7 separate regions of the Mus musculus genome follow, and all the other regions are linked to region 6. The links are chromatin loops, found by intact Hi-C in ENCODE. Cell type or tissue: left cerebral cortex. All regions are shown on one strand. Links, peaks and the distances in the headings refer to the core of each region. The heading gives the core; the rest is flanking DNA.

What was found. Peaks named below come from ENCODE experiments on the same cell type or tissue, not always from the same donor. Only the 100,000 strongest peaks of a DNase experiment are listed, where the experiment ranks them.
Region 1: it touches region 6 in a loop (2.4-fold over the local background); 2 of 42 quality-filtered maps call a loop at or near these places.
Region 2: it touches region 6 in a loop (2.3-fold over the local background); 3 of 42 quality-filtered maps call a loop at or near these places.
Region 3: a loop joins it to region 6, with 2.1 times the contacts of the local background. A loop is called at or near these places in 3 of 42 quality-filtered maps.
Region 4: a loop joins it to region 6, with 4 times the contacts of the local background. A loop is called at or near these places in 12 of 42 quality-filtered maps.
Region 5: it touches region 6 in a loop (2.7-fold over the local background); 2 of 42 quality-filtered maps call a loop at or near these places.
Region 7: a loop joins it to region 6, with 2.2 times the contacts of the local background. A loop is called at or near these places in 2 of 42 quality-filtered maps.

The regions. Positions count from the first base shown.
Region 1 is chr10:30,548,091-30,552,553 of GRCm38, forward strand. The region is part of intron 11 of Trmt11 (tRNA methyltransferase 11); the gene reads right to left. Among named protein-coding and RNA genes, the nearest start is that of Trmt11, 50 kb to the right of the region's middle. In left cerebral cortex, for the core only: no CTCF peak of the experiment used is centred there; a DNase peak (open chromatin) is centred at 2,235.
Region 2 is chr10:29,421,473-29,425,935 of GRCm38, forward strand. No RefSeq gene overlaps it. Among named protein-coding and RNA genes, the nearest start is that of Gm24286, 29 kb to the left of the region's middle. In left cerebral cortex, for the core only: no CTCF peak of the experiment used is centred there; DNase peaks (open chromatin) are centred at 2,525, 3,042, 3,312 and 4,122; H3K27ac peaks cover 1,304 bases.
Region 3 is chr10:29,412,177-29,416,639 of GRCm38, forward strand. No RefSeq gene overlaps it. Among named protein-coding and RNA genes, the nearest start is that of Gm24286, 19 kb to the left of the region's middle. In left cerebral cortex, for the core only: no CTCF peak of the experiment used is centred there; DNase peaks (open chromatin) are centred at 2,423 and 3,370.
Region 4 is chr10:29,311,183-29,315,645 of GRCm38, forward strand. Echdc1 (enoyl Coenzyme A hydratase domain containing 1) reads left to right here and starts at 2,318. Exons shown (of 6, transcript NM_025855.4): 1 at 2,318-2,551. The coding sequence starts at 2,485. It overlaps Gm46218 (a long non-coding RNA gene), which reads right to left and starts at 2,235. Exons shown (of 2, transcript XR_001779751.2): 1 at 2,055-2,235. In left cerebral cortex, for the core only: a CTCF peak has its summit at 2,365 (motif pointing left); DNase peaks (open chromatin) are centred at 2,045 and 2,303; H3K4me3 peaks cover 1,847 bases; H3K27ac peaks cover 1,429 bases.
Region 5 is chr10:29,531,275-29,535,274 of GRCm38, forward strand. Rspo3 (R-spondin 3) reads right to left here. Exons shown (of 5, transcript NM_028351.3): 1 at 3,958-4,000. Among named protein-coding and RNA genes, the nearest start is that of Rspo3, 2.6 kb to the right of the region's middle. In left cerebral cortex, for the core only: a CTCF peak has its summit at 1,696; DNase peaks (open chromatin) are centred at 1,717, 2,360, 2,684, 3,096 and 1 more place; H3K4me3 peaks cover 2,719 bases; H3K27ac peaks cover 378 bases.
Region 6 is chr10:29,360,017-29,364,479 of GRCm38, forward strand. It overlaps Rnf146 (ring finger protein 146), which reads right to left and starts at 2,426. Exons shown (of 4, transcript NM_001110197.1): 1 at 1,948-2,426; 2 at 1,269-1,329. Gm30698 reads left to right here and starts at 1,380. Exons shown (of 2, transcript XM_030245425.1): 1 at 1,380-1,653; 2 at 1,688-2,607. The coding sequence starts at 1,380. The coding sequence ends at 2,493. In left cerebral cortex, for the core only: no CTCF peak of the experiment used is centred there; DNase peaks (open chromatin) are centred at 1,669 and 2,073; H3K4me3 peaks cover 2,570 bases; H3K27ac peaks cover 1,385 bases.
Region 7 is chr10:30,535,673-30,540,135 of GRCm38, forward strand. All of the region lies in intron 12 of Trmt11 (tRNA methyltransferase 11), which reads right to left. Among named protein-coding and RNA genes, the nearest start is that of Gm22623, 44 kb to the left of the region's middle. In left cerebral cortex, for the core only: a CTCF peak has its summit at 2,576 (motif pointing left); a DNase peak (open chromatin) is centred at 2,562.

The sequences.
Region 1 (4,463 bases), core at 228-4,227, 1.2 Mb after region 6:
CAGACAGAAGTGCAGGTCACAGCAACTCCCTGACAGTCAAGACCATGATTCATCTGGAGTTTTATCACGTCTTCAATAAAAAAAAAATGTTAAGGACGTCTATAAGATGTGTAAATAAGTCTAAAGTTATTTATGAAATAATTCAGATAGCTAAGTACAAATAAAACCTCCAGGGTATATTAGTGCCCAGGTCACAGTCACTAGGCTATGACCCTGAGTCATGGACATGAGCAGAGATGACCAATCCCTACATCACAGGATAATGCACGCACTAATAGAGCCCAGAACAAGACACCAGTAATTGTGGGACACGGCTGAAGCAGAGAGAAGAGCAGCAGGAAGGGCCTGAGAGCACTGACGGCAGGCTTTAGTTTTTCTTTGCAAACCTTCATGTCTTTCTGAATTGTCTCTGCACACATTTATGACATGAGCTAAACCTCAGACTCTAAATGGGAAAGGTAATGGCTAAGGACCCTGAACCAGCTTAGCTGCTCTAATGTGTCAGCATCACCCTGACCACCACTCTTGGGGACTTTTCGATGTCTCTCTGACCTTCAACAACCTCCTCCTCGCTGTCTCAATCACATGCTCAAAACCATCACCACTCACTCACCAGGCGGCACGCAAGCTGCATTTCACCCCATTATCAGAGGAAGGAATTCTCTTCAAGTCCTTCTTGGCTAGTCCTTAGGGAACTTGTGACCATTTTGGTTTTTTTCTCCTCTAAAAAGTCTTTAGCACTTACTCTACAGACAGAAATAATGTACTTTTTATAAAACTAGTCCATATCAAATTTAGAATCTCCATAGAAATATTTATGACATGAAGAAATATATTTTACATCATGACTGAAACTAAATTTAAAAATAGAAACAAAGAGGAAAATATGGCTTTGAACTTAAGCTTATACACAGTATAACCCATGGGTCTCTAAAACAGTGTCATGCTTAAGAATATACACTTATTTTTAGGTAGGATCCTACTTTTCACTATGTAGTGTAAGTTGGCCTCATATTCCAACTCTTTAAAGAAACCTTTTATGTATACTGACTCGTGTTTTGAAAGGACATTTGAATACGCACAAATAAAAATTTCTTATACTTAGGCTTCTTATATAACTATAAAATAAAAATATAAATCAAATTCACCTGTAAAAAAATAATTAAAAGTAATATTAAATGACATGAATAATGCTAGTATTGCTCAAACAAAGTTGCCAGTAGCTAGCTTTCTCTTTTGAGTAGGGTATGGTAGGCACAAACCACAGGATTTGTTCGACAGCATATAAAGATATTTGGAGGTTGGTTTTTTATTTTGGACTCCCAACATTACTGTGAGAAACCTCCTTTCTCATTAGCCTCTTACAGTCCGCTGTATCTATGGACTGGCTGTAGGACACCTCCTACCCTATACAGTAATCCAAAGAGTCCGGCAAGTCGGGAGACATTTGCATAATTATGTATAATCTCCTGTATTCTTTAAATCATCTTTAGATTACTCAGAATACCTAACAGCAAGTTGGGAGACATTTGCATAATCTATGTATAATCTCCTGTATCCTTTAAATCATCTTTAGATTACTCAGAATACCTAACACAAATATAAATGGTACTTGCTATACTGAATTACTGTGAAAATGGTAAGAATAAAAAGTCTTAGGTTTAGTATGTGTAAAACTATTATACTCCAAATTCAATTTTTCATTGAAGATTGGCTGAATCCAGATATAGAAACCACAGGTATAGAGGACTAACTTTATATATGAATGACCAAATCAATGGAAAACATATGTCCAAAATAATACTGAAAATTTGAATAGTAGCTTAAAAACATCTTCAGTGTATACGGAATTCCGTATTAGTGGACTGTTTGCCAACTATTAAATCTGTACTTTGCCTAGACAATTATATTAATACCTAACTCTGATTTTATTACTGTTTCCCTGTAACTTAAGTTACCTATTTAAAACTGAAATCAGACCAAACAGGCAAACCACACAGATTTAGATCAGTGGTTGCTAAAGGCAGGAGGAGGGGTAACTCCACTTGGGGGTTTCTTTGGGAGTAAATGACGTTTCCTGTGGGGCGGTTGTCTTTATAGTGGGACGGTTGCACAATTTTGTGGAAATACTACAAACCACAGGAAAGAGAAGTGTATAGTGGGAAATGCATGAATGCAAATGATATCCAAGAGGTTTCTAAAAGCAAAACTAGTTATACACATAAGCCTCTAGCTCTTCCATGAGTCACTTCTCAGTCACTCTTCTTCCTATAAAATGTTAAGTTCTTTCTAAATGTTATATATTTCACCTCCCGCCTGAAAAACAGACTGCAAATTTACTGACCACTGAACTGAATCATTCTTTGTTTCCTAGATAAGGACAAAAAGATGTTCTCTTCCATAAATCTACTGAATACATTAAAATATATTCCTAAAATCTTGAGACATGTTATTAAGCTCCTTGGACATCATTTATATTTTATGTGTCTCCGTGTATGTTTGCTACCTGTGTGTGGGTTTCCTCAGAGGCCACAGAAGGCCCAGGGCTGGAGGAAGCTAGTGATGAGCAGCCCCGTGGAGGTTCTGGGAACTGACCTCAGGTCTGCTGGAAGAACAGCAAGCACTCGTAACTGGTAAGCCATGCTGCTAGCGCCCACACTTTATTTTAACTGATAATTTGAACATATGGTTATGGGATATAATAGAAATTTTTGATATATGTATGTTAATCATATTCCTTTTTAAAACTTTATTTCATGAACATGTGCATACAGGTGCCACACACACCTGCTGAGCTTGGAGAACAACTTTCAGGAATCTTCTCCTTCTACAACATGGTGTCTGTGGAATCAAACTCTGGGTCACCGGGCCTGTGCAACGTAGCAAGCCACCTTGCTGGCCTTGCTGTCACTTCTATCAGTAACACCAGCAGCTGGATTTCTATCTTCCACAAAGAACATTTCTAGACAGTTTAACAGTTGGCAAAAAGAAATTAGATAACAAAAGCTCCATGGATTTGTGGAACCTGAGCAAGCAAGTGGACTCACTCAGGAGCTCTGCAGCTCTGAGACGAATCTCTGCTCTGTTTCAGTTTCGTTTCAGCCAGAGGAAGCCATGAATATTAAACCCACCAATATCAGAATGTAGTGAAGAGACAACAGAGATCTAATAATGAGCATGGGAGGATCTGGAAATAACTGACACAAATCAACCAGTAGATTTCCACAGTACTCTTCCCACTTGAGCTAGCTACACAGCTGGGAGAAATCTATCCTCAAATGAAACGTCTACAAAGGAACACAAACTAGCTCTACCTTATTCCTGGCACTCACGTCTCGTTGGGGTACAGTCACCCCTGTTATTTGGTGATACTTTTTAGACGTCTCTTATGTGTGTAAACAATTTAAGCTTCTTCAGTTTTCACATGACTCTCAAACACCTCTAAGTGTTAGTTGCTCCTTTCCATATCCCTCCCCTTTCCTTTCTTCCATCTCTCCCCCCATTTAATCCCCTGCTCCAATCCCAAATGTGTGCCCTATTTCCCCTTCCTTGAGAGATTTCCCTGCCCCACCTTCCCACTTGTCTCTTACTCTGTACCTAACCTCTATGGTTATACAGTTTGTAGCATGTTCATCGAATGCTTAAACGGTAACCTAACATCCACATATGAGAGAAAACGTATACTATTTGTCTTTTGGGGTCTGGGTTACTTCAGTCAGGAGGACTTTTTTTCTAGTTCCCTCCATTTACTCGCATATTTCGTAATTTTATTTAACAGCTGAATAAAGTTCTGTTCTATAAATATATCAATATTTAGTCTTGTTTGGGCTTTTTGTGTGTGTGTCTTACTATTCTTTTGCATATACACCATGGTTTCCAATTTTGTGGTTTATGCATTTCCTGTGCCTTTCTTTTCTTCCTTATTTTTTTTTAAATGATGGTTTGTTTGCCTAATTGTTTTCTAGAGAGAAAGAAAGGGTGCGGGGACATGGGTGAGAAAGATCTGGGAGGAGTTGGTGAAGGAAAAATGGTGATTAGAATAGCTTGTTCAAAAAGAAAACTTGCAAAAAAAAAAAAAAAAACCCAAAAAACTAAAACAAAACAAAAAAAGGAGAAACTGATACTAAGTTTTATACCCAGGAAGCTCATGCTGGCTTGAAACATACTATGTAGCCCAGGCTGCCTCAACCTTGAGATCCTCCTGCCTCAGGAGCCTGAATACTAGGATTACAGTCTACTTTTAAACATCCTTGTAGCTATAAGGGTCTGGGCATTTTTCCCCTTTTTCCTTGTATAAATTATTAGAAAAGTTACTGAAGAAATGTACAGTGGCTACTTTTTAAGGTCTTTGGAAATATAGTTAGCTTAAATCCTTGACTTTTACTGTACAGGAAATGCTGTGAAAGCTGTCCTCTGTATGCAGCACCCACATTTGCATCTAGAAATCACTGAAGCTCTCACTC
Region 2 (4,463 bases), core at 308-4,307, 62 kb after region 6:
TAAAATCCATTGCATTCATGAATTCACTGCTGCTATGGTTACATGCACTGTAACCATAGTCTGCTCAAGACTTGGCCTGTCAAAGAGCTAGCCATGAATGGTGGAGAAGCTCATGGGACTGTATTCTTATCTGCTGAATTATTGAATGATAGATTCTTGGAGAGGGGGAGTCACTATTTTCAGGTCTGTACCCACTATTGATCATAGTAGGTTCTATTTGATGGTCCATGTGATGCTCCCATCCCCATAGTCACCCTGATGGTCATAGTTAAACTGGGAGAATTAGAAGGAAAGAAAGAAAGAAAGAAAGAAAGAAAGAAAGAAAGAAAGAAAGAAAGAAAGAAAGAAAGAAAGAAAGGAAAAGAAAAGAAAAGGAAAGGAAAGAAAAGAAAAGAAAGGGAGAAGTAAAGAAAGAAAAGGAGAAAGAAAGAAAGAGAGACAAAGGAAGAAAGAAAGATATGATCAGGAGAAACTGACAGAGAGGAGTGGATGATCGAAGGGTGTGTGGGAGTTAAGAGTTAAGAGTGATTGGGGGTGTGTGTGAGAACAATCAGTATGAGTTAAGCACGTGTATGAAATGGCCCAACAACAAGATTTAATTAAGTAGAAACTCACATAACCATAGAAATTTTTACTCATTGTGGGCTATGTTATAAAGGAATCATGAATAAAGTTAAGGGACTATTTTAAATGTGATATGCTATAAAATGTAAAATAATATCGTTAATATTGACATTAATTTTGATTTAAGGATGTTATTTCTCACTCCATCAAGTTACAAACTAGATTTGAATTAGGAGTTCAAATCACAAACAAGAACAAAAACATTATGTTGACATTATTACCTAGGAAAGTATTTTACTACAACTTTAAATATATGAATTATAAGTTTATGCTCTCTGCTTTTTCAAATACATTCAGTAGCAACCCACTGTATGCAATCTTGATTAATTCACCTTGTTATATTATGTAGCAGCTTATAACTCTTTTACACATTGGCATGCTTTCAACTATTCAATTAAAAATGAGATGTTTTATTAATGTAGCCAGTTGTTGATACAAACCATCTTGTATTTTTTATATTCAGCAAAAATGCAGCTAAACTCTCTCCATTAACTTCTTACTTAATAGTTAAAAATAGAAGCCTAATGTAATGTTTATAATACAGATCCAATAATAAATTTAGAATTCTAGTTTTCTGCCCAATGGAAATTTAAGCCCTCCCACATGCAAATAAGGTTTCCCCAAACTCTCAGTCCAAGCCAATGTAAAATACCTGCTGCTAAACCCTGAATCATCCCCAAAACTATATATAAATCCTATCCAGGAAATAAAAGGTGTGTGAGAACTATTCTGTCATCTGAGACTTTTGTCCTAAGAGCTGTAACACTTGGGAAGAGATCTGCTCTCCCAAAGCTCCAGCTGATGCTCTGCCACACTCCTCACTGGCTAGTCGGCTTCTCTTCGCCTAGCCTGACTAGACTCAATGCAGGGTGGCACGGAATTACAGCATGGCAGAGACGGAGGTGGAGCGGACCAGCGCAGTGGAAGTGGGGAAGCAACTTCCCCTCCCTGCCCACATTTGCTTCCCTTCTCTGGAACCCTTGCACCAGTCCTGGCCAGAGATTTCCATGGAAAGCCTCTGATACTCAGACCCCCAGTGGTTCTCAACCCTCCTAGTCATGTGACTATTTAACATAGTACCTTGTGTTGTGGTGACCCCACCCAAGCATAAATTTATTTTTCTTACTACTCCATAACTATAATTTTGCTACTGTTACAAATCATAACATATATCTGATATGCAGGATAACTAATATGTGACCCCTGTGAAAGGGTCTCTCAGTCCCCAAGAGGTCGAGACCCACATGTTAAGAACCACTCTTCTGGGGGAGGGGGCTGGGAAAGGGGTTAACATTTGAAATACAAATAAAGAAAATATCCAATAATAATAAAAAAACTACTCTCCTATCTTGATGACTGTCACTTCTGTACGGATAGTAATCCAACACTCCCACCTCATTACCTGAATACATATGGATGATACCAGGGCAGACTTAACCAGCTTGGGATCATTATTTCTAGTTTACCATTTTTGTTTTCACAATCACCTCAATTTTCTGCTGTCTCTTCCTTTTGGACTTCTAGGAATAATATCAGTGTCAAATTTACCTTAATTACTCATCTGCACACTTGGTTCATTTAATCATTAATCTGAGTTCATTTTCCTGGTTTATAAACAGGCAAAGTATTACCTACCTCATCTTTCTGATATTACATACAGAGATCAATGACACAAATCAACATTGCTTTTTTGCTAAAGAGGAGACAATGAATGATCTGTGTTATTCACCCCTGTACAAAGTCTTGTGATTTACTACTTTTAAAATTCTTTTTGAGACTGTAAGTTGTCCTCTTCTGTCCTTCGTAAAACCCCACATCTAACCCTAGATCAACAAGTCCCTCCCTTTCTGGCTGCCAAACCCCAATGAAAATAAATGCCTTGACTGCATGGCTTGAAGCCACTACAAACTCACAGTCTCCTACATCAGTGGAGCTATTAGCACTACACAGTAAGACTTCTAACTAACCATTGTCTACTTCCTCTTTCATGTCCCACAATAATATTTGTGAGCCTTCACTACTTTGATGTTCTCCATCATTTTTAGCAAATGATCTCTACATCGGAGAGAAAATGCAGACCCTTTTGGAAGAACGTTTTTCCACTTCTGGATTCTTCCCATGAAAATAGCTGCCCCATGTATTGGGTATCTATGTGTTGTTTGGATCACATCTTCCAATTTCTTAGGCACCTTAGTTAAATCAGGTATATTTCAAGGGTTTTATTTTTCTTCTTTGATTCTCATTTACCATATTCCCATGTCCTGCAACTCTCTGATCCTAATCTGTGCTTCACTGTCTCAGTCAAAAGCCCCACCTTGCAGATGTTTCTGATTACTAAAATCAACAGGCACATTTCAGTTCTTACCTTATGTGCCCTCTGATTGTTCGAGATTCTTGCCTTCATCCTCCTGATGCCATTTCCTTGCATGGTTTCCATGGTATCACTGAGTTGATTCTTGTCCTTTATCTGCCATATTAAAAACTCTGGCCCATTTGTAAGACATTAACCACATTTAACAAGGATCCTCTAACATCTAAACTTCTAACCATAGTTTTCCCCGTATCTTTATAACTAATGGATAATTCAAAATAATTCAAATGAAACTCATTTCTGGTGCCCTATATAGGATTTTAAACATATGCTGCAGCAAGCTGAATTGTCATCCTCATGGTGTTAAATTTACATACCTTCTGTCTTTTCTGGCTTGGCAAACAGTATCACATTATATCCTCCTCTCTTAAGCCAGAAACTTATTGAATCTGTTTGTAGAGTCTTATCCAATTTTTCCATATTATTTTTAAGTCTAATTTTTAATTATCTTTCTGTGATCACTGTTATATCCCTGGGCTTCGCTGTATTTTCTTCAAAAACTTCCTCCTTTGTTTCTGCCAGAATGAGCTGGATAACATAACCATCGTGTTCCTGGAAGAGAGTCATCATGTTCAACTGAAATTCTCTCCATATTTCCTATAACTCTCAACTTTAAACACAATTTAGTAGAAACTAGTTTGTACTGTACTAAGCATTTACTAAATGACAGTAATTTCGTTGTTTCCTATAAATTCATCCTAAATATAATCTTCCAGAATAAAAATGAAATAGGAACAAATGTATATGTCAAAGATGAAACTATTAGGAAATGTATTCAGAATTCAAAGAAAATATTTTAAAACATAACCAAAAAAAGTCTCATAATGTTTGTTACAAAAATAAAACAAAGCTGGTCTTGTATCTTGGTCTGTATTTTATTTATTTCCTCACAGGCTGCTGAGCTCCACTGGTTTAAAAGTATGTGCCAAACTCAAATTTATACATCCAGTTATCTTAAAATAGCTCAATCAAACAGAATTTTAGACATTTAGCATCTGCCAGCTGTGCACTCTTATAAAACTTCATGCTGCATCTTCTGACCACTAATAAAAGCTTTGCAAGTACAAGATTCCAAGCTATTACAACGTTTTCAAACACAGTAGTGTGGAGGCAGAGGGTGATATGGATGAGATTTAAATTTTCCTCTTGGTAGCACTCAAGAATTTCTGCAGACGACTTTCCACAATACATAGGATATTTCAACAGAATAGTTCTAGGTGGACACTAGATTTGGGGGAAGAAAACAGAGGAAGCAGCTGAGACAAGTTGATGTAGCAGGTAGGCAGCTGTAGTAGATCTACCAGTAAAGGTTCACAGCCACGAACTATTTTAGAAATGGAGTTACTGGGTTTGCTAACTGACTATGATTGGGATGAACAAGAAAAGTCAAAGGATGAGACTGGCCTCCATCCTTTCCAGTGTGAACAATAGAAAGGTGGAAGCGCTGTGGAACCCAGAAGAGCTGTGT
Region 3 (4,463 bases), core at 206-4,205, 52 kb after region 6:
ATGACAAATCCTCGGCAACAAAAATTCACCACAGTGTCTGTTCTGCTTGGACAGGGAAAGCATATTTTCTCTCAAGTTAGCAATTGGCCACAAGCTGTTGGTGGGAGGTACACAAACTGCCAGAAACTCTCAGTTCTTTTACACTGATATCCAAATTGAAAACTCTTCAGGTATTTTTCACAAGTCTTAGAGATTGCGAGAGACAGACAAGAGAGATGCTTGGGAGTAGTGAAGGAAACCCAGATGGAACAGAGTGTCCTAGCTACATGAGTATCAGTTGTGTGGAAGGAGAGTAATCATAGTTTGGGAAGAAAATGGAATCTGTACAAATTTGCCTTTAAAAGCAAATATTTCAGAGGTGACAGTGTGCTGACAGACACAGACGATGGTATCCTCCATGTTAGGTGGCCATATCTTTTATGTCACAACCATAGATAGATAGATAGATAGATAGATAGATAGATAGATAGATAGATAGATAGATAGGATGGAGCTGAGGCCTGAGTGACACTAAGTGGCTAAAAATTTACAGAAAGCCTAATACTATTATTCTGCTAAATGAACACAGCAATAGATTGACCCCTAATGATTTTGTGCTAGAAATGCAGATCAATTCTTTATATATTATATATGTAATACATGTACACACATATTATACACACACACACACACACACACACACACACACACACACACACGGCTTGGGCACTTTTTCTTTTAAGCAAAACCAACAAAACACATCTGTACCATAATCAAACCACTCTTCCTTATGCTCTGATTGAGTTTACAAACCAGCACAAGTGATAATGATGTAAGAGAAAGGACTCATTCTGAGGTGTGAGCCTATCATTGTTTCATCAACTCCAAGTTGATACGTCTTTCATAGGATGCAGTAGCCATCCCTGACTCTCAATGACTCTTGAGGTGCCCCATGTCACCCAGAAGATGCCTAGTTGAATACCACAGTTGTCTTACCTCTCCCTCATTTCAGAGATTCCAAGTAGACCTTTCAAGTCACTCCTTCCTCTAACTTGTTCTCAAAGTTTAGAGGATGCTTGTTGAAGCCAAAGAGGTTGCAGTGTAGTGGAGAAGTGTGTATGGACAGCCACAATGTCTTGTGTTAGAGGCCTTTGCCACTCTGGGACTTGAATCCATTGCTGCAAAGGCTGTCCTCTCTGAAAAGGAAAGGAACCTAACAGTGGGCTCTAGCTGTGTCAACTATTGTTTCTGTGATACCACATGCAAAATCTTCAGTCAACACATCCTTAGTCGCTGTGGTCAGGCTTCATGTAGGTATGTTTCAGTCCATGTAAAAGTTATTGTCTCAACTGGAACTAATTCTTTTTGCCAAATTTGTAGAATAACTTACTAATTTGCTATCTCTATCTTTTGCTTTTTTCCCTCTCATCCTGCCCTCCCTCCTTCCTGCTCTCCCTTTCTCTTTCCTCCTTAACTCATTCCCTCCTTTCCAGCTACCTATATGAGAAAAGGCAGATGGAACAAAGAAATTAGAGAAAGAATTTCAAGGTTAAGAAATGCAGCAATCTGAAAGTGTGTTGTATAATGAATGAGAAGAGTCAACTCTCTAAAGAAATGAACCAAAAGAAAAAAAAAAAAAGAACATGTAAAGATACAAAGGAGATGATTCTCAAAATAGTAATGAGGGCTTTTAAATAAGGATGGCAGAAATCCCAGTGTAGCTGGCCTGGTAAAAAACTATTGGGGCCATAGCAAAGAGCATTGAAGAATTCCAGAGCAGTACAGATATCCAAACCGGCTAAGGGGATGTCAGGATTCTTTATGGGAAAAAGTCTACTTTTGATTATATTATTTTAATATATACACTCCACCAGATATATGAATAGATTTAGTTGTGGTTAGGTGTGTATGTTTGTAAATCTATGAGTGCCATAAGAGATTTTTATGCAAAGATATGGCTAACTAGAATAGAGTATCTTAATTTTAGTCTTTCCAGGTACACATTTTCATACATCAAAAAATACATATTTACTGGAAATAAAAACAAACATGGTAATACTTTATTACCCTGGAGTTGTCTCTCCACACTTCCATGGTGATCTCTAGTGGATTTAGCAAGCCTTGATCATCCATTTTTTTTTTTTTTTTTAGTTTGGGGTATAGGACCTGAATAGTCTAGAACCAAAGTTAAGCAGGAGGCACTGTCAAGTTTCTATTTGTTTTTGTTTTTGTTTTTTGGCTTCTGTGCCTATCTAAATTTCACTAATAGTTCCTGAGTCAAGGACAGAGCACACTAAAGAACTTGACAATAGCACAGAAAACCAAGAAAGTTTTTGGCCCCAGACACGGGGCAGAATCTGCTGGATTTCTTAGAATCCTCTGTGTTTTGGGGTTTGGCTGGGAAGGGAACTCTAGGGAGATCCCTTGGCTCTCCTTGTGCAGCTGGGTGAAAGAACTAGCCAGGGTTATGTAACACACACTGGATAAAAGTCTCCATCATTTACACAGAGCCAGAAAGTTAAAGTGCATGAAAACTGTTGTCTTTCTATAAAATTAAACAAAATTAACGTAAAGAACATCATTCTTTTCCTACAGAGAAATAAATACTATCCACAATTGATCCTCCTCTGAAATTATTCCTGAAAAGGCATTAAAATTCTAAAGTTCTACAGCAACATTCATTTCCTCTTTGCTTCCTATCCTGCTGGTAGAATTGGCAGTCATAATTTTCAAAGTTTAACATGTAAATTCTAGAGTCAAGAGAGTTCTGCTGAGTTTATGTTGTTAGTTACTTCCATGTTTTTCACACATAACTCCCATTTATTTGTTACTTATACTGGTTGTGAAACTAACTTTTAGTGTTGGAACCATCTCTCCATTCCTGATTTACTCTTTTCTTTGCATTGTCCAGTTGGGGACTGACAGTGAAAGTTCAATGGATGAGCTGTTTCTCAAACTAGCTCATCAGAAAAATGAATCTCTATTTTCTCTCTTCTCAGGAACTGTGGGCTATAGATTTGCATAACTTCACCTTCCAAAGATGTAGGGATGATTTATTGATCAAAAGGTACCACATATTCACCATTGTAATATGATTATGGAGTACCCCATGTATGTCCATGTATTTGAATACTGTATCTCTAGCCATTCGTGCTGATTTGGAAGGATGTAGATCTTTTAGCAGGTAGAGATTTCCTGGTGGGCAGGGAACATTAAGAGAAGGTACTGAAGTTTTATAGCCTGTCCATACTTCCTGTTCTGCAAACTGACTGCAGCTATAATGTGACCATGTTCCTGTGGCCATGTCTTCAGGGAAACAATGGACATACCCTTTTTAAATCCATGCTCTAAAGCAAGATCTCTCTCTCTCTCTCTCTCTCTCTCTCTCTCTCTCTCTCTCTCTCTCTCTCTCTCTCTCTCTCTCTCTCTCTCGTTGACTGTAGTGAATGTAGCACACTGGGAAATCTTCCAAAATAGAGTTACATAACTTCACCTTGTAAAGACATAGATGAGAAGTAAAGAGAGCTTTTGGAAATGTTACCATATGCAAAAGATTCCTTCAGGATCTTACATATAAGTTATTTCAGTGTCTCTTCTCCAAAAGTCTTTGGAGGTTTTGGTGATTTTTTAAAATTTCAGAACACCAGAAAAATCTCATCCTAATAAATCTTTATTTGTTGCATCAGCTACTTTAAGGTAGCCTTTGGTTGTGTGTATTTGATAGAAACCTAATGTTCTAAGATTTTCATTATTCCATTTCCCCTCATAAATAAACACAGTTACACTGCTTCAGACTGGAACTTTAGGATCAAGCTCCTCCTGGGAACATTGATGAGGTTTACTCATGGAGAAGACCCTTCTGCATCTAGAACTGTCTATCCCTGGGTCACTTAAAGCAAGTTCCAGAACTTATAGAGCTTGCCTTTTCTGGACAAATCCATCTCTTGGTTGCCATCATATGAAAGATCCAGTAATGTATACACTCTAGAAAACAACTCATAATAGAAATTTCTCATAATAGAAATCCTAACGTTATTTCAACATAGGCTCCCTTGAAGGTAAGGCTTGATTGTTCCCAACCTTTCCTACGACGGAAGATGCCTTGTGGCTAAATCCAGGTCAGTCTCATCTTAGGATACGTTTGCTCCGTGTGTTATTATCTCTCTTTTATTATCAGATTTTCAAAATCTCTCTAGATGGAAAGCTGGCAATGCTGGTGCCTTCGCTTTTTTAAAAAAAAAAAAGCATCCCTCATTTTGGCTGCAATACAGCCTAGCTGGGATTTAATCAGGCCTCTTGTACCATGAGGGGGGCATGATTGATTAGAGCTGTTTATCACATGAGAGAGCTCTGAGCTAACCCAGAAGCACTTATGCTCAAAGTTCTCTTTTCATAGTATTTATTTATTTAAATTACATCCAATTTCTTATTTATTTATTTATTTATTTATTTATTTATCTAGTCTCTATCACAATGTGTGTGTG
Region 4 (4,463 bases), core at 230-4,229, 49 kb before region 6:
TCATTCCAATAAATTCCCTTTATATATACATATATGTTCCATGTATGTATGTGTGTTCCATATATATGTGTGTGTTCCATATACGTATATTCATATATATATATATGTTCCATATATGTGTGTATATTCCATAAATTCTATGACTCCAAAGAACTCTGATTAATACAATGATTAAATCATATATATGCATACAGAGGGGACTGTATATGAAATATAAACAATGATTTGGCTACTTCAGTTCACCAAGTGTTCAGTTTTTTTTCTCTATCCCAAATTCCTAAGATGCTTTTAAATTCTTTTTAACTTTTTCTCCATTTTACCCATTCCATTTCAACTTGCTGGTAAATTGTTTGAGAAGTGGCAACTCATGAAATACTTGGAAAATTGACAAAGGACAGGGTAGTATAATATCTAGATTACATAGGAGTCGACTTAGTAAAGAGAGTAGCAAACAGTTACACAAGAAGAACAAAGGCTTCCAATACTGGACAGCTGCCCAGGACACAATAAACACATCCAATCAAGGAGAAAAGTGGCAAATGACTTCTGTCAAGTCACTATTGTCAAGAGGTTTTTCTGTTTAACACTCTAACAGTGTATACTGCTTACTACATAAGAAAGAAAATCAGGCTGGCCAAAAGAAAAACTGAAAAGATCTAAATCATAATGTCCGGTATATTCTGGCAATAGGATCCTGGAGTTTTGCCTTAGTGGCTTTACTAGATACTCCTTTCTCCTAAAGCCTGATTTCCTGGTTATTACTCAACCCATTTACATCAGATTTTAGAAATAAGCCTTCCTAGCAACAAATAAAAATTAGTGTGTGGCTTCTCGACTGAGGAAGTTCAACAGGGAGAACTGGGACAAAAGTCTCTGGAAACAACCACAGGGAACACTGACGAGTCTGCAAGGCCAGTTGCCTGATTAAAGCCTTCAGTGTTTGTGTAGAGGCTGGAATGTGACAGGTCCAGGGTCACATGATAATTTATCTTGGACCATCATTAGCTTAATAGTCATTTGCTACCACCTCTCTGTGACCTAACAATTTAATGGTCCCTGGGTAAGTCTTTTGGAACAGACAAACTAATAGCTTCCACCAGTAGAACTGCTAAGGATGCGGTCAACTATAATTTGAGAGCTACAGATTCTGAGACCTAAGATCTGAGACTTAAAATCTCCTTGTTCCTTTCACCCCATGCTTTCACATTCCCATCAGTGTATTTGGAAAATAATTTTTGTTGGTCTGTTACCCTAACACCTTCATATTGGAACAAAGAACTGGGGATAACCCAAACCTCACTTATATTTGGCTTTAGAATAAACTCTCTGCCTTTTGAAAAATACTAGAATTAAACACTTCTAGTAACGATTTCTTCCTACCAGTTCAGCTAACCTAGGCTTATTAATTCTTCCTTATTAAACACACCTTTGTATTATAAACTGGTCACCATTTCTGCCCTACTGCTTTGCCACATTATATCCATCCCACCAGAAAACATGTTTTTATTTCTTTGATCATTATGTATGATAACTGCAGAAGTCTATGAACACCAGAGTGCCATCCAAAGCAAGGTACAGAGCTGACAAAACTGACCCCCTCTGGACACCCATCTTTCTTTTCTCCCCTTTCCTTCCGTTTTTAAAAACAAAAACATTTTGCTTCGAGTCTTTAAAGAGCACATGACATAGTCGTGTCACAAAACCTGCTAAGTATTTTTTGACAAACGATAAAATACTGCCCCCAGCAGCTCTTAAATCCAAGAAGGCTCAGCGCTCTTTAACTTTCTCTCGCCTTCTTGTCTTATCGTTCCCTTTTTTCATTTGCAGCCAATTGGGGTACGAAGTATTTGGGTGGCCTCCTTTCCCTTGTCTGAACCCTAAACCAAGGAGATGTCAACCACGGAAAAAAACCTGAGCTCCCTGCTCTAGCTTACAGCAGTTGAGGTGAAAGTTCCAGACATGAAGAGTCTGATGGGGAGGGGCGGGACTTCCGGGTCGCCAGAGTTCCTTCAGCTAACTCAGGAGCTCTGGCCAAAGGATCCCGGGGAGCATACCAGGAGCGGAAACAGGCCCGGAGCGGTGTGGAAGCCGGAAGAGGCTCGCGCGCAGCGGAAGGTGGGGTGCGGGAAGAGGGTCTCAGGACACGGAAGCGCAAGTCAGAGCCAGGGGCTGCGGGCCGGCGGTAAGGCTGCGGCCAAGTGACAGGCCGCGGAGATGTCCCCTCCCCCTCGCCCCCTCGCCCCCCGCACCCTGGCCAGCGCGCTGTGGCGTGATTGGGTGGCGCGCCTTTGCGGGCCAATGCAGAGCGAGGGGGCGCGCGGCTGCGCACACGCTCACCGCGCAGGCGCACTGCCCTCTGCTGGCTCTGCACCGCAGCGCAGGCGCCGCCGCGCAGGTGGGCTCGTGAGTTCCTGCAGGTCTCTGGGAAATCCTGAGGCGTTGCAGAGAACGTGGGAAAATCCGCTAAATTGGCAGTTTCAAAGGATGAGAAGGTGTGAGGTCAATTCTAAGCCGATTTCTGAATATTTTGGAATCCCTTGTGAGAACCGAGGTAATGTTCCGTGGGATCTCTACCTGTGAGCTAAATGATCTTGCTTATTTCAAACTTTTCCTACATCTTTGTTTCGTGAAGCCAACTTTTTCAACAAGAAGAGCAACCCAACTTTGATGGGAGCAATTAAAGTTATCCTATTCTGTCTCCACTTTTATCAAATCTCAAGGAGTTATGAACACCTCACTAAGGACATCACCACACGTTAGCATTTCTTAATTTCCTAACTTCCACATCGGATTCTCTAACTTGTTATTGTTTCTTGTTCTCCGTGCTAGAGATGTGACCAAGACTGATCAAAGAGTTAGTTTGAAGAAATAGCTCCCTCATAGGAGCCTGACAGGTTAAAAAAAAAAAAAAAAAAGTGAAATCTTGGGGAGGGAAGAGGAAGATGGCAACAAGACAGGCTTGTTTTGTTTGTCTTTTTGACTTGAAAACCAATTAGTTGACAGCTAGCTGAGGCGCAAAGAGGATGTGCAACAAAGTGAATTAGAAGAAACCAGCTAGATGGTGAACTAGCCATGTGTTTTAAGAAAAATCTTGGAAATCCCCGTTTGCCAGGGACTGTTCTCAACACTTCGGATGCCTTCTTGGAAACTAAATTTACTAGGACGACTTGTCAGAACTAGAAGTTAATGATAGTGTTTGATGTGACCACAGCTGTTGGTAGTGGAGATGGATTTTATGTAGTCTGGGAACTTAGAGAAGATAACTTGAAATTACTGTCAGGAAAAAAAAAAAAAACAAAAAACAACCCTGTAACAGTATATGTGCTAAGATTTGGGATGACAAAAATCAATATTTGAGGAAATAAAAGTTCTTTTCTTTGGTTTGTGTGGGGAGAGGTGTAGGTGGTGTGTAATGTGAAAACTTGAGAAACAGGTTATATATTTCATTCAAAAGTACCTTATGATTTTTCTTTGTTTACTTATGCTAATTGTTTTAAATATGGAATTATGTTAGTTTTCTAGTATAATTTAAGGACTTTTAATGGAAGAACTAGCATGTAGAATTGGAGAGGGAAACCTTTGGTCCCAGATGGCCAGAGGTGCTTTGCAGTGGCTTGGCAGTGAGCATGTTCACCTGGAATGGTCTGTTTCCTGATAGAACAGCTGCTTTGCTGTCCTACCACATGACAAAATTTAGGATTTTTGTCCTGAAGAAATGTTTCTAACATTGTAACTCAGCCATTTTCATTACCTTGTGTTCCCAGGAATATAGCAAATATAATCTGTTTATGTGTGTCTGCTCTAAGACAACATTGAAATCTTAAACTCTACTTATATTTTCAGATACTACACTAATTCACCAATATCTAACATTCTTATCCTCTTAACACCCTAGCCATCATGTATCTTTTAAAAAGTTATTTTTAATTATGTATATAGGGGTGCGGTGGGCAGGTTATATGCACAAGAATGGGAGGTCAGAAGAAATCTGGGTCTCCTAGAGCTGGAGTTACTAGCTGGAAACCAAACTCAGGTTCTCTGGATCAGTAGTAAATGATTTTAACCATTGAGTTTGTGTATTTAAAATTGAGATGAAAGTATGCACAACAAACTATTAGCACATTGTTACAGTTGGATTTCCAATAGCAGGCTTGAGCTGTTCTTTGAATTACACTGGTACAGAAAGGAATCTGAAAGAAGAGCAGAAAAGAAGGTTCAGTGTTGAAAGAGAGATACAGAACAAAGGAAGAAGAGAAAAAATGGGAAATTAATAGAAAAATGGGCACATGTCATAATAGAAGCCTTTCTTGGAAAAGTGTCTATTTCTAATGATGCAAAGCAATGCATTACATAAATAAGTGTTCAGTGGTTTAAGGGTGAAGGGTCATGATCCGATACCATTTATACTAATCATACTCAATGATGGATGCTAGACAATATATCTAGGTAAAATAGGTAGACCC
Region 5 (4,000 bases), core at 1-4,000, 170 kb after region 6:
TATCTGTTAACATGATTACCAGGATCAGCAATAAAATCACCAAGAGATCAGAAAAGCTTACATATGTCAACATCCCTACACCATCATAGGAAGTAATCAGTTCCGATAAATATATTATTAGTGTGATTATTTTTGTTGTACTTTTGATTCTTTTCACCCCTCTCTGCAGATTGTAGTAGCTGTATTTTAATTGGTAGGCATATAATGAATTTCTAAAACACGAATGATCTAAAAATCTGAAAAACTAAGATGAAGTTAATAGATGCCCACAATTAAAGAACATTGTACCTAATACCCTCTTGCAGAGAGGAAATGCCCTCGGGGGCAGAATCATCCTAGGGAGGCTTCTGGATAATCAAATAATGAAGTATGATGAGAAAACACTCTAGTCAGATTCGTCATTTGTCAGCATCATCGCAACAACACTTATAAAGATGACCAGTTATGCACAATAGCCTAGTCTCTAAACATATTGGGAAAATGGAATTCTGGAGATCATCAAGTAAATTATTTCATTAGCCTGATATCCTCTCTATGGCAGGTTCAGCGCATAGTATAAATACATAAAAGGCAGGAACGTTTATATGAGAAGACAAATTTCATTGACTGGCTATCTAGCTGGCTAGTAAGGTCCTGTTTCTTAGACCCCCCTTCTCTCCAGAAGGGAGATGCTGTAGTACCAGTTTCTACACTTCAAGTGAAGGTTTCTGACCCCACATAAATAATCCAGGTAAAAATGTGATGCATTAGGAAAGAATTATGATTGCTATGATAAAAATGATGTTTAAATGCTACTAACATGCAACACAAAATTCAAAGGTTGCCTTTACAAAACTTCAAAGGCTGAGCTGGAAATGAGATCAAAGAAAGAGTTTAGGCTTTGTAAATTAATGTCCAGTGTCCAAAGCTAGAGCTTGCTGCTAAAAATCTTGCTGAATGATGACTTTCTGGAGTGAGTAAATGCTTTCTTTACGTTTTTATCTTGAAGAAATTTATTTTGTCATCTCTAGGTACTGTATATCAATCAAAATCAGTACAATCATGTGTTTATGCACCATAACTACAGAGACATTTTAAAAAGTATAAGACTTCTGTTTTAAAGCATTGCATATTTTATAGAGAAAATCGTAGACTGTAATAATTAGGATCATTGGTTTGTGAAGATCAATAGAATATTGATTATTGTAGAGAAACACAAGAATATTCACATGACGCTTTATATCTGAACATGTTTAACACCGTAAATGACAATCTTTGCTAGTAAGGACCTTTGGTACTAAGATATTTAAGAGACCACATTAAAAAGAAAAAAAGACTTTAGGAGTCTTTTATTTTTAACCTTAATTTTCTACCTCTCTCATTAGTGATGTTTCTAAACCTTTAAGAAAATGACGCTATTACTACAAAGCAAACGTGATACTCCCAATTGCTCTCTTAAGTTTCCTTATGGTGGAAAAAGAGAAATGTCTGGCCAGTTTTAAAATAATTTGACTACTGCCTTATTATTCATTATAAAAATAGTCCCAGTTACTATTAAGGAGATTTTTATTCAGGTAGTTTTTAAAAACACGGTCCAGGTGATTTTATAAACCTGCTGCATTAATTTCAAGTTTCTGGACATTTAACAAGGATCCTTACTGCAAAAAGCTATGCTGCGCCTGCCAAATCTTTCTTCTGTCTTCTCGGAGGACGCAAGGGGTCGCCCCTCTCCCAAGATTGCAGGAGCAACCGAGCCGCAAAAGCCGACTCAAGAGCAGCCGCACCAAGAGTGCAGCAGGAGAGACCTCTTTTCCAGACCCATTACCATAGAATCACTGAAATTCCAGCTCAATTCCATTTATTTTGTTTCTTAACCCCGCAACACAACGAGAGGGCGCCTTTGACTTGGCTTTGAGATGATACAGGAAGAGAGAAAAGCAGTCTCTTTTAGACTTCACAAATCATCGCCCTAGTTCCAGCCCAGATGTGCGCATTCTGAGTTTCCCCACTCTGGTCCTTTGGGGTGTAGAGATGGGAACGAACGCATAACAAACTTTCTTTGCTTTCTTTTATTTCTTTCAGAAACAGAAGCCCCCGCACCCAACCAAAAACTCAGGTACCAGTGATGCTGAGACACAGGACCCTGCCCCACCCCGGCAAGTGTGTAGCTCCGGGGTCCGGGACACTACAGAATGGAGTAGACTGGGATAAGCCTATTGGCATGAGCTATGCGGGGCAAACAGCCGTGTTCTTCCTAGCTTCGCTTTCCTCACTGGCCCCGAAACTCAGTGCCCAGCGGACCAAGCTGGCCAGGAGTGGCGATGTGGCCCCCCAGGCTGCCGCTTCAGTATACCGCAGCAGCAGGGCCTGAGCGATAGAGTGGGTGGGAGGGTTCCAAAGAATACAAACCACTCAGAGGCCAAGAATAATAAATCGGATGCCCTGACATGTTTAGTTTAGGCTCTCCTGCGCTGAGAAGCGATCCTAGAGGCAATAGGGCCAACTCGGACTCCAAGCTTCTGGTATTCCCGCCCAGCCACGATTTTTAAAGGCAATTTTCAGGTGAATCAAACTTTGTCTGGCTTGGGCTAGAGGTACAAAGGGAGCTTTCAGGGGACCCTCACGTCCTGGGCCAGGACAGAGACAAACAGTGGAGAGAGGAGATTGCTAAATTTCCACCCCACACAAGTGGTCCTGTGTCCTAAGAGCTACCAACATCCCTGCCTCAAGGGTTTTGTGGGCTGGACACTTGGGAAAGAGATCTCATCTGGGAACCAGACAAGGTCATGGGCTGAACAACCCCCCAGATCCAAGCTACCAAAGCAATTGCTTTACTGGTTTTTTTCTGTTAGTTTTCCTTAGTAACTACCCCAGGGGGGCCAAGAGCCCTCGGTAGAGTCAGGGTTGTCCTTAGCTCTTCGAAAGGACAACCTTTGCGGGCACTGACAACAGCGTGCTGGGCCACCCGGGAACAAAAAGAGAAACCACCCTTACATCTGTTCCCGAATCTCTGAAAGATGCGGGCATGCCTTGCACCAATTTAGGTGGAGGCTGCCCTGAGGCATCCATTTAATTCCAGCAAAGGCACAGTTTCACACAGCCAGGACATAATACTCTCCTGTGTAATAGACTGAAGAGCAGAGAGGAGATGTGCTGGGGGAACCCGACTCTCAGTATGCGCCTGTCTCAGGGGACCCCCTTTAAAGAGTCTGAGGTGGCCAGAGCATTCACGTGGGGACAGGCAAGGCGTGAAAGTGACTGAAGTTCGGAACCTCTGGAGTTCCTCTGACTTCCAACCCCAGAGGATGGGACATGGGGCAACTCAGCAGACAGTCGTGGAAGCCCTGGCGCCTCAGCGCCACTCCACTCGTGCGCTTCGTGGGAAGCTGCAGCGCGGGAGCTTGCTCACTGTCCCTTGGGCCCGCCCCAGGTTGATTGACTAGACTACCATAAAACAACCTAGGGGGAGGGGCAGCCAAGGTTCCCGGAGCCAGGCGGGAATTTGGGATGATCCCAGTCTCCTTGCCTGCCATTATCAAACAACCCAAAGGCAGGGAGACCCAACTGCCTGGGGCTCTAGGCCTCCGTCGGAGCCTCAAAGGAAAGCACAAATCCCTACAGCGAATCTAGGAAAGAAAGAAAGATTTCCAGATCCTGATTTACAGGGGGGGGGGGGGGGGGGGGGGGGCAGACTAGCACCGGGTGCACCGACTCCAGTACTGGTTTGTGTACTGGAGTAGAAGAGCCAGTGCCCCGAGTTGCTATCTCCTGTGGGAGGCATAGGGTGTAGGTTGAAAAGACTGTTTCCTCCAGCAGCTGGGTCTGGGCAGGCAAAACCAGCTGACAGGTGAATGTGGTGGAAGGGAGCAAAGACATAACGCAAAGCAAAACCAAAACAACAACAACAAAAACAAACAACAACAATACCCCCTCCTCTCCCACTCCCCCCCCCAAAAAAAAAGAAAACCCCAAACTTACTTCTTCGCTGGCGCCTTCCTCGGGAGGCGTTTTGGCTGCCAAT
Region 6 (4,463 bases), core at 167-4,166:
TTACTTTTGTCTCCGTCCTTATACTTAAGTGTAAGGCTTTAAATTCCTTCTCTGCAAAGTGGGCGTTGTATTGATTTCATTAACTCATGAGATACAAATGTCAATTTATATTTATATGTAATACATGTATTCTCATCTAACAGATGTTTCAGGCTGGCAGACATTCTATAAATAAGAAAGTCCTCTTATTAACTGGTGAGTGACCTTTGCCAAGTTATCCCTATGCTTTTGTTACTTTGCTCTAGCCAGCCTCTGTAATTGGACAACTCCAAACATTTTAATTAGCAGGCCTTTAACAACAGGCTTTGTATTAACTAACTAGAAAGGTAAATGAGAGTATACAAAGAAGCAAAGGAAGCTGTAGACTAGTGTAAACAGTGTGTATGCTCAAAAAGACTGTTTCTAATCCACCCAGCAGTTACCCAAGTTCAGACTCTGTGATCAAGAAGGCAACCAAGCAAGGAGGTAGAAAAGACTCGGATCTTCCATCTCTCATACTGATAGGGAAATGTGATAAGTCCTTCAAACTCATATATGGCTGACAGAAAATATGTTTTAAACAGATGGATATGAAAAATTCTTCCTATTATTTTCTTCTTCAAAGTCAAGGAATCATGTTGGATCCAAAAAATAAAACAAAACAAACCCTCCAACAGTTTCAAAGTGGCACTTTTACTAAATGGCATGTCTCCTACAAAAAAAAAAAAATCATTTATGTTTGCATTCCTGTTATCTAATGAACAGTTATTTGGGACATTTCCCCATGACTACAATTCGACTCAGTTCTTAAACAGCACAAAACAGAAACTTTCAAACGTTTAATAACAGGGTTTTCATTCTTTCCCCATTACACACGCCCAATTAAGACATAAATAAACTCTATGATATCCAAGACCCAAGCAAACATATCCAAAACTCCATCTTTACTGTAGCAGTTACTCTTGAGTTTTCTCTAAAATGAGATTTACTTCACCTATTTTCAAGTGTTTCTACAGCTCCCAGACGCTTTTCACGCTCTGCTAGTATGTGTGGGTCGTTTTCTTAATTTGTTCTTTAATATGCCATGTTCTTTAAAAGTCTAATGATACAGATCATTTATTGTTATGTTCTACGCATTCAACTTCTATGACAATACGTGCCTTTCAATGCCCAAGCTCCAGGTGCACATCTAGTTTGCAAAAGAACACACACACACACACACACACATACACAGATAAAATGTAGTTGTCAGAATGCGTGTGCTAACTTACAGTGGGGAAACATCTTACCTAATTATAGAGGACGGTTCCATTTCCACATCCTCAAAAACAATGTCACATAGCCCTTTCTCTTTAAAAAAAAAAAAAAAAAAAAGTCCAGAAAATAAGACAGTGACAACAATGGGGATCCCGTGCGCTCTCAGATGGGGTGGAGGGTTAAGGAGAAAACTCCACATCCAGCAAGCAGAACAAAGCGACTGCCGGAGCTCTCAAGATGCACCCGGCTTGGGAGGCCCAACTGGTATCCCGACACCTCAGGCTGGTTTCGGGTTTGGGGAGCCATCAAAACAAGAACGCTCGGCGGCTTCCGCCAGCGCGAGGAGGAGGGGACGACTCCGGGCACTGGGCAAGACCCAGAGGCACAGCCGCGGCGGCGGCGGCGGCGGCAGGGCAGGCGGAAGATAGCATGCAGCCCGTGGCCGACTGAGGCCCGGTCGAGCCCGCTGGAGCTGCCCGCAGCCTGGCCTGCCTGCGCAGTAATGGCCGGGGCCGCGCCCGTCACAGTCCGGGCTGCGCCAGCTCGGCCTCCCTCCGCGCGCCCGTCCGGGCCGCGCTGGCCAAGGGCGTCCCCGTCCTACCGGCCCCCGACCCGCCGCCGCCCGCCGCGGACTCCGAGCGCCGCCTCGCAGCCAACGAAGCCGCAGTGCCCCGCCGAGGCCCGCAGCCCACGGCCCCCCGCGCTCCTCACCGGTCCGGCCCGGAGCCCACCTCTCGGCCGCCGCCGCAGCCACCTCGCAGTCTTTTCTCCTCCGCTTCGGAGCCCGCAGCGGACGGGGACGCGCGCGGCCGTCACGTGACCGCCCGGCGCTCAAGGGGCGGGGCCGCGCCGGCGGAAGCCACGCCCCCTCACCGTGATCCCGCGCGCGGCGGCCCTGGCTGGCGGTCCCCACGCTGGCTGCTGCTCTTCTCTGTCCCTTGCTGCGACCGGGCTGCTCCTTGTCCCTGTTCCGGTCCTCCCTCACCCTCTGCGTGGCGCATCTTGTGGCCTCCTGGTTCTGAACTGGTGGAGGTCCATCTAGGTGGCTTGTGGGAGGAAGCTAGACCTTCAGTACCAGGAAGAAGAGCCTTTCCAAAACTCAGCCTTGGGTCAAGTCCTATGTTTCCTTTGGCCGTGCCCTTGGAGAGACTACCGCTTGTTCCTTATACAAAAAAGGCACAAGAAAAGTCACGGCGTGGACTGGATGGTCCCCGAGATGCTCCAATTTATTCACCTCACAAATGGCCAGATATGTAATGGGAGAGGGGGTGTGCTGGGGTGTCTTTTAAACCCTAACAGCATAGGAAGCTAGAAGAAGAAATCGTCCCGCGAATCTAGAATAAATTTCATGGGTTAGTTTTATGGCAAGCATATGGTGTTACACATCAAAATCTAGTCCTTGTTCATTTTAACCGGCACATGATCTTTTTCAGAACAGTTTTCTCTACTTGAAGTTGCACAAAATGGACCAGAGAACCTTTTCACCTTTGAAAGTATTTCCGCATTCTGTAACTGTTTGCATTGTGCTTGCAACAATGTTGCATTTTGAGGTTACATCCACTGTTTGAATTCAGGACTGAAAAATGTACTGTGCACCTATTTATAGGGTTTCAAGGCCACTGATCCAAAGGAAGAGCTCATCTGCTTAACATTAATAGCTGTAAATCCAGAGCATGGGTTCGGGTTATTCATTCAGTTGTTATAGGAAATATTATATGAACTTTTATAGCCTGAAGAGAAAAGGTTGTACATCAATGTACGTTGAAAGGGATAAGACATTGAATAGGTGAGTCGATGTGAGCAAGCATGTGGGTCTATTTCATAGGCTTCAGATGTTAAAATATTCTTAATTTCAAAGGGATCTAGCGGTAGGAGGCTGATTCACCTTACTTGAGGATCTGGGTTCAATCCCTAGTACCATTGAGGGAAGGGGTTGGGGGGATTAAAAATGTTGATGGAAGCTACTGGCTAGCTAGGTTTCAACAGTGCATACCAAACAGTAACAAAGATGTTAGGCCAGAAGATACAGGAATTTGTAGCAAATGGTTACTGTGGCAACTATGGGCTATGGGGGAGGAGGGACACAAATATATGTTCTTGTATGCAGCATTCTCCTGGACCACTGTTAGAAAGTTTAGCCAGCCATTCAGTCCACAGGATCTTCCACACAATTGTGGCTTCTTTAGGGAAACAGGTACACTGTGTGTAAATGTCTCTTGGTATCAGCTATTTCAATACATTTTCTTCTAAGTAATACTATTTTTATAACTTTAATTAATGTACAGATATTGAGAAACATGCCATCTTAGCTTAGTTCCCTATCATGTCATTTTATTTTTAATTCCAGTGGTATACAATATATGTATATAATAGTAGCAAAGTAATAGCAAAATTTTGACCTGTTCTTCAAGATTCAAGTTTGAAGAAACAATAGCAGTAATACCAATACAATATTCTGAGAGGGCTCATCTACTCCCTACAATAATCCAATGTCATCCTTTGCTATTCCCATTTTACAGATCTAACACACAACTGGGGTTTGAATTCAGGTAGAGATTCTATGAAGATTTATTTCTGGGTTAGGAAATTTTCCATAAAGAAAGTCCTGTTTGAGAGAGCAAAAATCAGACAGATCATAAATATCTTGCCTAGCCCCTACGTCTATTAGGGAAAAGCTTTTTTATGTTGTCCTTCAGTCTCCCTGGGTGCATAAGAGGCGCGGAATATCTAAGTGCCTGGAGTCTTATTTTGTCTGCTTACTGAAAAACCTGAGACAGACATGAAGTATCAGAAACCTAATAAAATTCTCTCTCAGATTCAGCCCTTTCCCACAACCATGTCAAAACATGCTTCTGTATCTTTGTTCCAACCCATCTTTAGTTTCTTCCTCTTTTGCTGCATATACACTTTGCAAATAATTTCTTCGCTGCCTCTTTCCATCTTCAAAATACACTCAGGATCCTACTACGTTTTATGCTGACTTCTAAACCAAACCTAAGTGAGGTCATATCATACTTCTGAATACACATATACAACCACCTTTGGCTTACCAACACAAAGACAAATCAAAAGTCCCCCTTTTGTGTGTCACCCTACTTTATGATCTCCCATACCTCTTAATCCACTTTCTGTTCCTACAACACCCCTACTCAAACTCTCTGCACATTCTTTGCTGAGAGTTCCCCTCTTTTGATCACTCCCATAATGCATTCTGCGTTCTCCCTCTC
Region 7 (4,463 bases), core at 271-4,270, 1.2 Mb after region 6:
CACAGCTAAATAAGGCCTGGAACTCAGATTACTCACTGGGCATTGAAAGAGTTGATCTGGGTTAGAATGCCCCACACATTCTGGGTTAGATGAGAGGACTGACAGAAACCTGAAACATTAGTTTCACACTCAGTCTCACAAACAATTTCAAGTAGAAACAGAAACCTAAGTTGAAATAAAGTTCCATTTCCTATGTATTTCTTTAAATTCACATTCAACTACACACAGACTTTTGGAAATTTACTGTAAATTCATATAGCACTTCCCTTAATCGAGTCTTGCTTTCTTGTTTTTTGGGTTTTTTGAGACAGGGTTTCTCTGTATAGCCCTAGCTGTCCTGGAACTCACTTTGTAGACCAGGCTGGCCTCGAACTCAGAAATCCACCTGTCTCTGCCTCCCGAGTGCTGGGATTAAAGGCGTGCGCCACCACGCCCGGCTGGAGTCTTGTTTTCTTCTTTGGCACAAGAGTCAAACACTGGCTGCAACTCCCTCCTAGCTCTGCCTTTCTGCCCACTATTCTCCTTATGGCTTCCATAGCCACATAGGACCTCTCAAAATACACCACAGTTACCTGCAGGAACACCTTACTGCACCTGTGATGAGGACTTGCAGAGAGAAATGCAGAATGCCACAGTGCCAGGCAGTGCCCCTCTCTCACCCCAGCTTCTAATGTGAATCCATCAAGGAGGGAGAAGATAAGAGTCAAACATTGTGGAAAACGGGTTTCTTTCATGGAGCAAAGAGATAGCTTGGCAAATAGATTATCACTGAACTAAAGGAGAAGAATGAGGCAAACTCTTGACACAGAACGGACAGAGGTGACCAAATTGACTGTAGGCATGGTGAAAATGACACACCAGTATTTTGAGCAATCAATATAGGCTCATAAAAAAGAACTCTGAGCAGTAAGGGCAAGATGTATTTTCCTCAGTGCCACAGAGACAAGGCAGCAGAAGTATATAGCCAGCAGACAGTTGATAGGATCATTAGCTGTCGAAATGTCAGGTGCTCAGGGAAAAGATGCATTCTCCTCATATTCTGAGAAACAGAGAGAAATCTGTGTTGAGTAAATATATGAGTCCTGTGCTCAAATAGCCACTTTCTAAACGAACTATCCCCCAGCTGTGAAATACAGCATTACAGAAACTCCTGGAACCCCAAAGCTCTGAAATTCCCTGGGCAGCCAAGGACCTGGCAGCAGTAAGTCTTGCTTCGAGATAAACCAGACATTCAGGGACTATGGCTAACATTCCCACCTCTGTGGGAATATCCTAACAGAAAAATGTTCCTCATGGAACATCTATCATCACATAGAGATGCCATACAGAATGACATCACCACAATTCAAAACAAACAGCAAATTCAATTTGTTTTCTTTCCCCGCCCATAGGTCTTTCAGTTCCTCTTAAGGCTCACACTTGGGTGATAACATTCAGCTCTACATATTTTAAACCGTACTCTCCTCTGTTCACACTGCCTCTCATCTCCATCAGGAACAGCTGGAGGCTAGGCTTCACTCAGTATCCTGAAGGCCATCAAGCTTCTCTGAAAGGGAAAGGGTGCTCTCAAGCAACCGTCTTTGACCTTCTTCATTCACTCAAGGTCTTTATTTGGTTTTTATAACCGTCCCACACCCACCCACGGAGATCAATCATGGTATCTATCATTTATGTATTGCAGAACCACAATTCTGTACATTTCTAATGAACAGAAATACTGCATGCATATGAAGTAGAAAGTCACAGCTGGGAAACCACAGAAGTGAAAGCTGTGGAGATGAAGAGTAAGGCCACAATGCCCACTTTAGGAGTAGTAGCGCTGTTGGTAAAAGCGGGTGTCAAAGAGAAATGAACAACTGCCTTCCCTTGGAAGTTTGCAGCTCTCTTTCGTATCAACTCCTCCTTAAGTAAACCTTGCATCTGACAACACTATTGCTTCCTGTCATTTCTCAGCCAGTAACTAAGCTCGGGAGGAAAACACAGAAACCATCAGAAACCAATAGCTCTCACACCTCTCTCCTTTCAAAGACAATCAGCAATTGTAAATGTTACAGGAAAGAGACGGGTTCATTTATAAAAGCACTACTATATTTGTTACCAACTGGGTCTTGTCTATGGTAATTATTTAATTTTTCTGCATTCTTTTCATCTGTGTTTTGGAGATAGGGAAACAGAGATTGAAAGAGCTTGAACGATCTGCCATAAGGCATACAGCTGGGAAGCAGCACTGTGGGGTTGCTGCCCAAGTCACACATCAAAGGCTCAATGCTTTTCTCATTATTCTTCTGTCCTTTTAAAAAACGAGACGTTATGTGAACACATATAGATGACTCAGTCAATTTCCCACATGGTAGATTAGTGGGTCCTTCAAAATGGAGCCTGACATTTAAAGGACATTCTTCGTGGAACAGCAATGTTATGGTAGCACACACTTTAGATCTCAGCTTTTAGACAGAGCCTCGTAACCACTGTCCTATCAGTATTGCTAATTGTACACATACGCCATCTAGGAACTCTAACACACTTGCCAAAGGAGCCTCACAAGCCAGTGGTTCACTTTCATGCACACACTACCCTCTGCTGGCTAATGCAGATAGTTCTTCTTCATGGGATTTCCTGATGTAGATGAAAACTGTTTCTAGCTGTGAAGACTGTACACCCGACTATCAGGAGCACCCTGCTTCATTTGCTGAAAGTCTTAACTGTTCAGAACACCTTCCATCATACAGCCCTCCTATGGCCAGGATGATCACACTAGACAGTATTATCATGGATGCACACCGTTTCATCCACAGAGAATGATGCAGAGCTAGGAAGACGTACATACTTCAAAGATTCTGAAGTGGTGCCACTCATCTGGGTGAAAAACAAGTCCTTCTGTAGAAGGAGAAAGGAAAAGCACACAAAGTTGCCCACAGTCACGTGAGCTGTGTGTGCTGCTCTGCTTCCTGCACAGCTGAGGCAGTGTCACGATTTACAGCCTAGACGGCCTTTAGACGCTCCACCTTCCTGCCTCTGCCACTGCACGCAGGGGTTACAGCTTCATCACACCTAGGTGACTGTAAATTTTGTATAACTTAGTTCTAAATTAAAAAGGCAGCATTAAAAAAGAACTTCAAGGACATTAAAAAGAAAGTGTTTCAGGTACTTATAACTTTGTACTGGAATGTAAAGGGAAATAAATTGTCAAGAAAAGGAACTACAAATCATGCAGCACCACAGGAAACGCCATTCTAAGGAGAGCTAAGGACACTCTGGATTACAGAAAGAACGCATCTTTAATAGTGCATCTCAATCAAGATGGTACACTGTTTAGACTGGAAAGGAAGCGAAGATCCTTCGCTGAAAACACTTAGGTAACCTTGCCCTAATTCTGGTCTTCCTGTGCAAGTCTGCCACTCTTGTCCTTCACCTCCTCCTTAAATAAAGTAAAAGTGGTACGTTCTCCACTTCAGCTGCTTCTGGTTTGTTTTACACGGGAAATAAAGCCTACTTGATATTATAGGACTAAAATAGTCTGTTCCAGGGACTTCAAGAGGAAACTAATGGTAAAATTTGGTTTATTTCCAACAGGAAATTTCTAGCTGTCCCCAATTACCTTTTCCTTCTCCTCCTTAACATGTTTAAATATTGTTCATTATGATTTTTATTGCAAATGAGGGGCCCCAAATAATCATTAAACAGTTCTATAAATACTAAACAGTTCCATATACACTGGACAGTCCCATATACACTAGACACTTCCACATATACTAAACAAACAGTCCCACATTAACAGTTCCACATATACTAAACCGTTCCATATACACTTGCATATATTGAGGAAAGGCCTGGAGGTCTGTGAGTTCACAGATCCTGGTGGGAGACATCAATGACACACTTCCAAGCACACTGGTGTTAAATGGTGGGATGAATTGGCAACCCGTGGGAATATAAAGGAAAGGACACTTATCCAAGAGCTGCAGAATAATGTAACCTTTATAAACATTCAAAGGCAGAACTCTATGTAAAGAAGCTGAATATGGAGAAAGCGAGTCCATTTTGGAACCTGAAAGGAGACTGAAAGTTAAGGCGCAGTGAACAGAAGACAAAGCGGCACCAACTACACCTAATGATAATACCAGGAACAGAGTCACCAAAACAATTTAAAAACTAGATTTTCATTATTCCCTTTCCGAAAAATGTTTTGGCCTGCTGTCCAGGAAATGAGATGGAAGGAGACTGTGCAGAAGCAGACAAGGCAGCTGGGAGACTCACAGTAATGAGGAAAGTGAGACCTTCTGGTGGATGGTTCTTAGGGGGATGTAGATATACACAGGAAAATCAGCTACTCAACTGTTCCAGTCTAGAGTTCTCGGAAGTCATCCTCGAGTCCAGCACCTTTGCCCCAGTTATCCATCCATCACATCACACTGTGTCTATCTCATCCCCAAACTCTTACTTCCTCTTCAGCTTCACATCCC